2 separate regions of the Homo sapiens genome follow, and region 1 is linked to region 2. The links are chromatin loops, found by intact Hi-C in ENCODE. Cell type or tissue: mammary epithelial cell. All regions are shown on one strand. Each heading gives the region's core, and the rest is flanking DNA. Links, peaks and the distances in the headings are about the cores only. Region 1 overlaps TENM2 (teneurin transmembrane protein 2). Region 2 overlaps TENM2 (teneurin transmembrane protein 2).

Evidence for each region. Hi-C counts contacts between places; a loop is a spot of excess contacts. Peaks named below come from ENCODE experiments on the same cell type or tissue, not always from the same donor. Only the 100,000 strongest peaks of a DNase experiment are listed, where the experiment ranks them.
Region 1: a loop joins it to region 2, with 3 times the contacts of the local background. A loop is called at or near these places in 2 of 110 quality-filtered maps.

The regions. Positions count from the first base shown.
Region 1 is chr5:167,948,723-167,951,646 of GRCh38, reverse strand. All of the region lies in intron 5 of TENM2 (teneurin transmembrane protein 2), which reads right to left. It overlaps TENM2-AS3 (TENM2 antisense RNA 3), which reads left to right. Exons shown (of 3, transcript XR_941186.3): 2 at 2,729-2,831. Among named protein-coding and RNA genes, the nearest start is that of TENM2-AS3, 3.4 kb to the left of the region's middle. In mammary epithelial cell, for the core only: a CTCF peak has its summit at 1,397; a DNase peak (open chromatin) is centred at 1,336; H3K4me3 peaks cover 223 bases; H3K27ac peaks cover 2,020 bases.
Region 2 is chr5:167,586,502-167,589,425 of GRCh38, reverse strand. The region is part of intron 4 of TENM2 (teneurin transmembrane protein 2); the gene reads right to left. Among named protein-coding and RNA genes, the nearest start is that of TENM2-AS4, 72 kb to the left of the region's middle. In mammary epithelial cell, for the core only: a CTCF peak has its summit at 1,447 (motif pointing right); no DNase peak of the experiment used is centred there.

The DNA.
Region 1 (2,924 bases), core at 261-2,760, 360 kb before region 2:
GACTCCAAATTGCATCCTGCGTTTTTTTAAATAACAAAATCCTCTATCCTTGCAGGAAAAACAAAGGAGAGCTCTCCCTTGGAAAATATCCCCTTGTAGATATCGCTGTCTCTGACAACTCCACACAAGGTTTTCCTAGCAACCGATTCTCAATCTACAAAATGAAATATTTTAAGCATAATGAAAATGAAAGTAGTTTGCTATGCGATGAAGCCTATAATTTCGTTTTAATGGATGCTGAAACATGACTTTTAATTTGTGTCCTTTGAGAAAGTTTTATTTTTTGAAGCTTCCAGTCAGGGCTGGCAGCTCACCAGGTGACTGCTGAGCCTTGTCATTTTTGGCCCCTGCCAACTTTAAAAATCCTCAGCCCCTGCTGTCCTGGCTTTAAGAAGTTGGCTCAAGTCATTTAAACAAGCAATTTGACACAAATTTCAACTACTTGTCTCCTTATGTGGCCGGGCTACATCTCCAAAAGGTGTAATCTACATTCTGGGGTTCCTGTGCAGGCTGCAGAAACATTCTGAAGAAAAGACAACATGTCAAGAAGATACTAGGTTTGGAGAGCATCCTGACCAACAAAAACAAGAAGGAAAAATGTGGAGGAAACAGGTTCCTTGAAGTTCGCATCTCTAGGCTGAAATTATTTGGGTGATTTTTGTTTTCTTTGTGATGTTTAGAAAAGGACAGTGACAACAAAAACCCAGTGGGAAATACCACTGTACAGTTGTATAGATTTTAAATCATGTCCTCCAAATGAACCTGTAATTCCTATTTTACATTATGCATCAGTGACATTTTAAATATATCTTTGGGAGAGTTTCATAGCTGTAGCAGGCTATTATATTTTCTGGCATTGTTGTCTGTCTAGTAATGTATTATTACATAGTTATTTAGCATTTGTCTGTCTCATATTAGTGGAAAGAGGTGGGAAAGGGGGGTGAAATGATGTAATAATGATCCTTCAGGGATGCTATCCAAGCCCCTCACACATGGTTAATGAATTCTCATGCCTTTCTTTCCCCCTCTCTCAACTCCCATCCAAGTGGTGTCATTATTCCCCATTAGTTAGGTAATTACGAGACTTGCCTCAGGAAGATGGGGCGGGTCAGTGCACAAGTGAGAACCTGCCCTCCCCAGCCCTAAGTCCTAACTTTCCATCTCCCTCTGTCCTGGCCCCCCACCCTCCCCTCTCCAGACCACACACTCTTCTAAAGTACAAAGAGGCCATATAAAGGATTTAATTCCCTAAATGAGATACCAGACCCTCCTCCTTCCTGTGTATTCACTCTGAGCTAAGTTCTCCTTATCTACTCCAGCTTGTGTGGCCCTTGTGAGGTCCATCTGTGTTATGCGTGGGCAGAATTCCTGCGGTTGCTTGTGTGCTGACAATATCCAGGGCTGGTCCCCAGGGGGAAGAGAAGCACCGACCTGGGTGCCATGTGTTATGTTCCAAATAAAATGAATTGGGAGTTTTCCAGTTAACTAGAAGAGAGGTCAAGTTCTCTTTTCATTTATCCTAATGAGAAAGCCTAGAGCTTCCTGGGGGAAATGGAGAAGGAAGAGTAAGGGAAGATGGAAGAATACTTAATTCTCCGCTCACCCAGCCCTCCTATAAAGCAAGATGATATTTCATTGCAGATAGATCAAATTATTGACAGCAACAAAAACAAAAATTATCCAGCGTTCTCGGTATTGGAAGACATTCTCCTCCTAACTGTTGCTCATTTTCACCACGGCATTGATTATATTTGCTCATTTGTCTATCTATCCTGCAGTCATATTTCCCAACGAGGTGCAGGAGACAGAAGGAAAAGACAATTACAATACAGAGTGGTAAATGTGACCCCTGGGATATATACAGAGGAATGTGGGAACATCTAGGAGGGGCATTTAGCTAGAGGTTAGGAGATAAAATCTACAGAACTGGGTTCAAGAATTGAGTCTGCCACTTTCTAGTTGTGTGAACCTGGGCGTGCTACCTCATTTCTTTCATTCTCAGCTTACTCATCTGCCAACTGGTGAAAACAGCAGTAACTACCCGCTAAGGTTGCTGTGAAAGTTAGAGAGGAAGGATGAATGTAAAGTGCTAAGCATGCTGCCTGATGGTTGGCAAGTCCCCGAAAACCAAGTGTAGAGAACAGTGATGGGTTCTTTCAGGGATGAAAGGATGGATAAGACATAACTGCAGCTCTCAGGGACCCCAGATTTGAGTAGGAAAATTAAATCCAAATTTCATCTATCTAGGGCAGATGTCACAGACTGACAGCCCTCAAGCTGAATATTATCAAAAATTCAAAGTTGAGATTTTGCATAGTGTTCCAGATTTCTGACTTCTCTTGAAAGCAAAACCAAACCCAAAATATGGAGTCTGTATCCCCTCAAAACAACTGGATAGAGCTGAATGCTGTGAGGGGTGGGGTGGCTTATCTGATTTGCCATCAACCCTAGCGATCCCTGTTCTCGTAATTTAGCTGGCTGTATGTATTTATGTTACTGACGCCTAATAGTATGTTTTTGACTCCTAGTTTCACTCGGGTGCCTTGGTATTCAGTATCAGTAACGTACCTCTAGTATGAAGCACCTCTGCTACAACAAATGATCACAAGCACCTTTTTGCATTTATCACTTTTCACTACAGTCATCCAACACACTTGCTGGGTGGGAAGGTTTTCTGTTTCAAAAATGCAAACAATGCTGACAACATGCCCTCTTGCTTTCCAAAAAGCCAAAATACATGAAAAGCCCTTCTGTAAAGCAACTGATGTCTTCAACTTACTATGAAACGGAGATGAATAACTCAGCTTGATGAAGGAACCCTCATGTCCACTGTAAGTTCCATACATTTATTGGGTTTAATTAATGTGCATATTACTAAGAGCTCTTCTATTACATAAATATGAAATTACATAATAATGCAATTT
Region 2 (2,924 bases), core at 138-2,637:
GAATTCTGACACATGTTTAAAAAATAAAACTATTAGTGTTATGCAGAGTCCAATTTCTTTACTACTAGTTTGATAATATTCAACTATTGTTAAATAATTTGTGTATCATGCATTAAGGGAACACTGAACAGAGACAACACATGAAAGGTTGTGTGGCTTTGTGACAATGGTAAATATATCATTCTCTAATGGAAACCTAAGTATCATTAATTTTTTTTTTTTTTTTGAGACAGCCTCCCTCTGTCGCCCAGGCTGGCATGCAATGGCACAATCTCAGTTCACTGCAACCTCCACCTCCCATGTACAAGTGATTCTCATGCCTCAGCATCCCAAGTAGCTGGGATTATAGGTGTGTGCCAATAGACCCAGCTAATTTTTCGTATTTTTAGTAGACACAGGGTTTTGCCATGTTGCCCAGGCTGGTCTCGAACTCCTGACCTTAAGGGATCCGCCCACCTCAGCCTCTCAAAATGCTGGGATTATAGGCGTGAGCCACCATGCCTGGCCTGTCATCTGATTTTTATATTTCTTGGAGATCTGAAGGGAAGTTCCAAGAATAAACAGACAAGATGAATTAAATGGGTTCCAATCATAAATGAAAAACAGAAAGCCACATTCCACTTGTTGAGTAACCAGAATCCCTCATATTGTCCTTTGCAAACCAGTAATTCTACATAGGTTCTATCTACATGTCATTTCCATGAGTTCAGTAATTTTCTGCTAATGGTCTTTTGTATATGTGCTGTTTTTAAAAGATTATTACTTCAGTATATACTTACAGTAGATTTTATTTCTTTTGTTGTTGTTTTGTTTTAGCTTCCCAAGTGATTGTGGGAACAGAAATGGATTTAAAAAGTAGTCTGTAACTAAGTAACTAAGTATCAAAAGAAAACAATATCCCTTAACAATGCTTATTCATATCAATTCATTTGGATGAAAGCTAATTGTATTGGTCACTACATAATTACATTCTAAAATGAATTTCACACAATACACCCATTGATGGAGAGAAAGAAATGCTCTCACAGTCTGTGTAGAAATATAAGTGATACCTCAAATTAAGGAGAAATGTGATGCACGAATATTCAATGCAGATACACAAACTACTATTATATATAGACCTAAGCACTGTCACCAGGCTTAGCCTATTAGCCATAACCAGGTGGACAATCAAGATATTTTGAATACGGAGACAAGGAGAATTCCTCTCCAATCCAGTTTTCTATTACGTTATCCAGTGGACATTTGCATATTGCAGTTATGTTGCACGTTCATGTCATTTATGATGAAACATATGGAAACTTAATTCTCTGAGAAGGTGAACAGTGAGCCCTGGGAATATCACTCACTTTCAACAGATTGAAATGGTCTGATCACCTCCTGCCATTCCCAGTCTTTTCTGAGTGTGGTTGCCTCTTTGGATCTCAGCATGTGATTCCCACTAATGGCAGCAGAGGGAGGTGCTGGAGCTCTAGGTGAACATGCTTGTGAATTAAAGCAGACCTTTGCAAACCACATGGCTCACGGGCTAAGGGGGGAAAAAGAGGAATTTCCCAGTCCCAGTAATGCTTTCTGACATATAAAAAGGGAAAATAGTTACACCTTTCACTGCATCACTGTGGGAAACTAATTTGTTTTGACATACTGAGAAGTAATCTGATGTTCGTATTTATTCCGAAAAAAGCTGTATTAGCTAAAAACAAATTTCATGAATAAAACCACGGATACATAATCAGACATGAACATCTACTGAGCATGTTGGAGATGTAGGGAATTAACTATTGCTCATAAACTTCTCTTTAAAGGAATCTAATTTCTATCACTTTGAAATCTTTTCCAATTCTTCTCTCTAGCACCACCAGCACCCAGGACACAGCTGTCTCCAGGAACACATGGAAACATTATACCCAGAACACTAGTGTGCATTGATCCGACCCACTGGTATCATGCTTCTCCTTCCAAAAGGCCTTATAAATGATCTTGAATGAAGAGCCATTTCAATACTATTCTTGGCACAATGACAGTCACTGAAAACCTTTCTGAGTGACAGGCTGTTTCACAACAAGCGGACATACTACCTTATTTGTTTATCTTCAGTTTATGAAAGGCTAATATTGAAAATTCTATTTAAACCCAAGAATCATCGAAATACTCCCCAAACTATTCTGGCTGGGAGAAGCATAGAGAAATATATTGGGCCTTAAAGATATAGAAAGAAAGGGGAAAAACCCAATGAAACCTCAGTGAGTGATAAGGGAGTTGGAGTTACAAGTATTAAAAGAGATGAATTGCATTAACCCCTGCCCTTCCCCATTATATTCACTGCCCACTGGAAACAACAACAGAATTACTAAAATCCCACACTCTCTAATGGGATGGTAATAGGATTCAGAGGCCATTAGGGTAAAGGCAATCCATATTTTACACTGTAATAAGCTCAGACTGAAGATGCTGCACCCCCTCAGAGCCCAACAATTACTAATTAACATTAACAAACTTACATGCACTTTCCAAATTGAAAAATAAACCCAAGTTAAAAGTCAAAGGTCTATTTTTTCAACAACTTAGATATTTTTGTGAATAAAAATCATCTAACTAAATTGAAGAAAAATTCTTTCTTTACTCTGGTATTGATTATTACTCATTCCAGAACGCTTTGGAAATGAGGGATACTGTGATTGTTATAAGGTGGTTATAATTCTCTACTAATAGAATACATTTGCTCATTGGCAAGTACGTTCCATTTTTTAAATTACCTCTTTCCCTAAAATATTTTCTTATTCAAGAATAAATATAATAAACTATCCTGGGTATTATGAGTTTGCACATAAGACATAGGAGTGGATTCAACAGGACACCCTGGAGAAGGAAAGGGAGAGTGAGACAGAAATGAACAGTCTGCTACCATCCTCAGGGAACCAAAG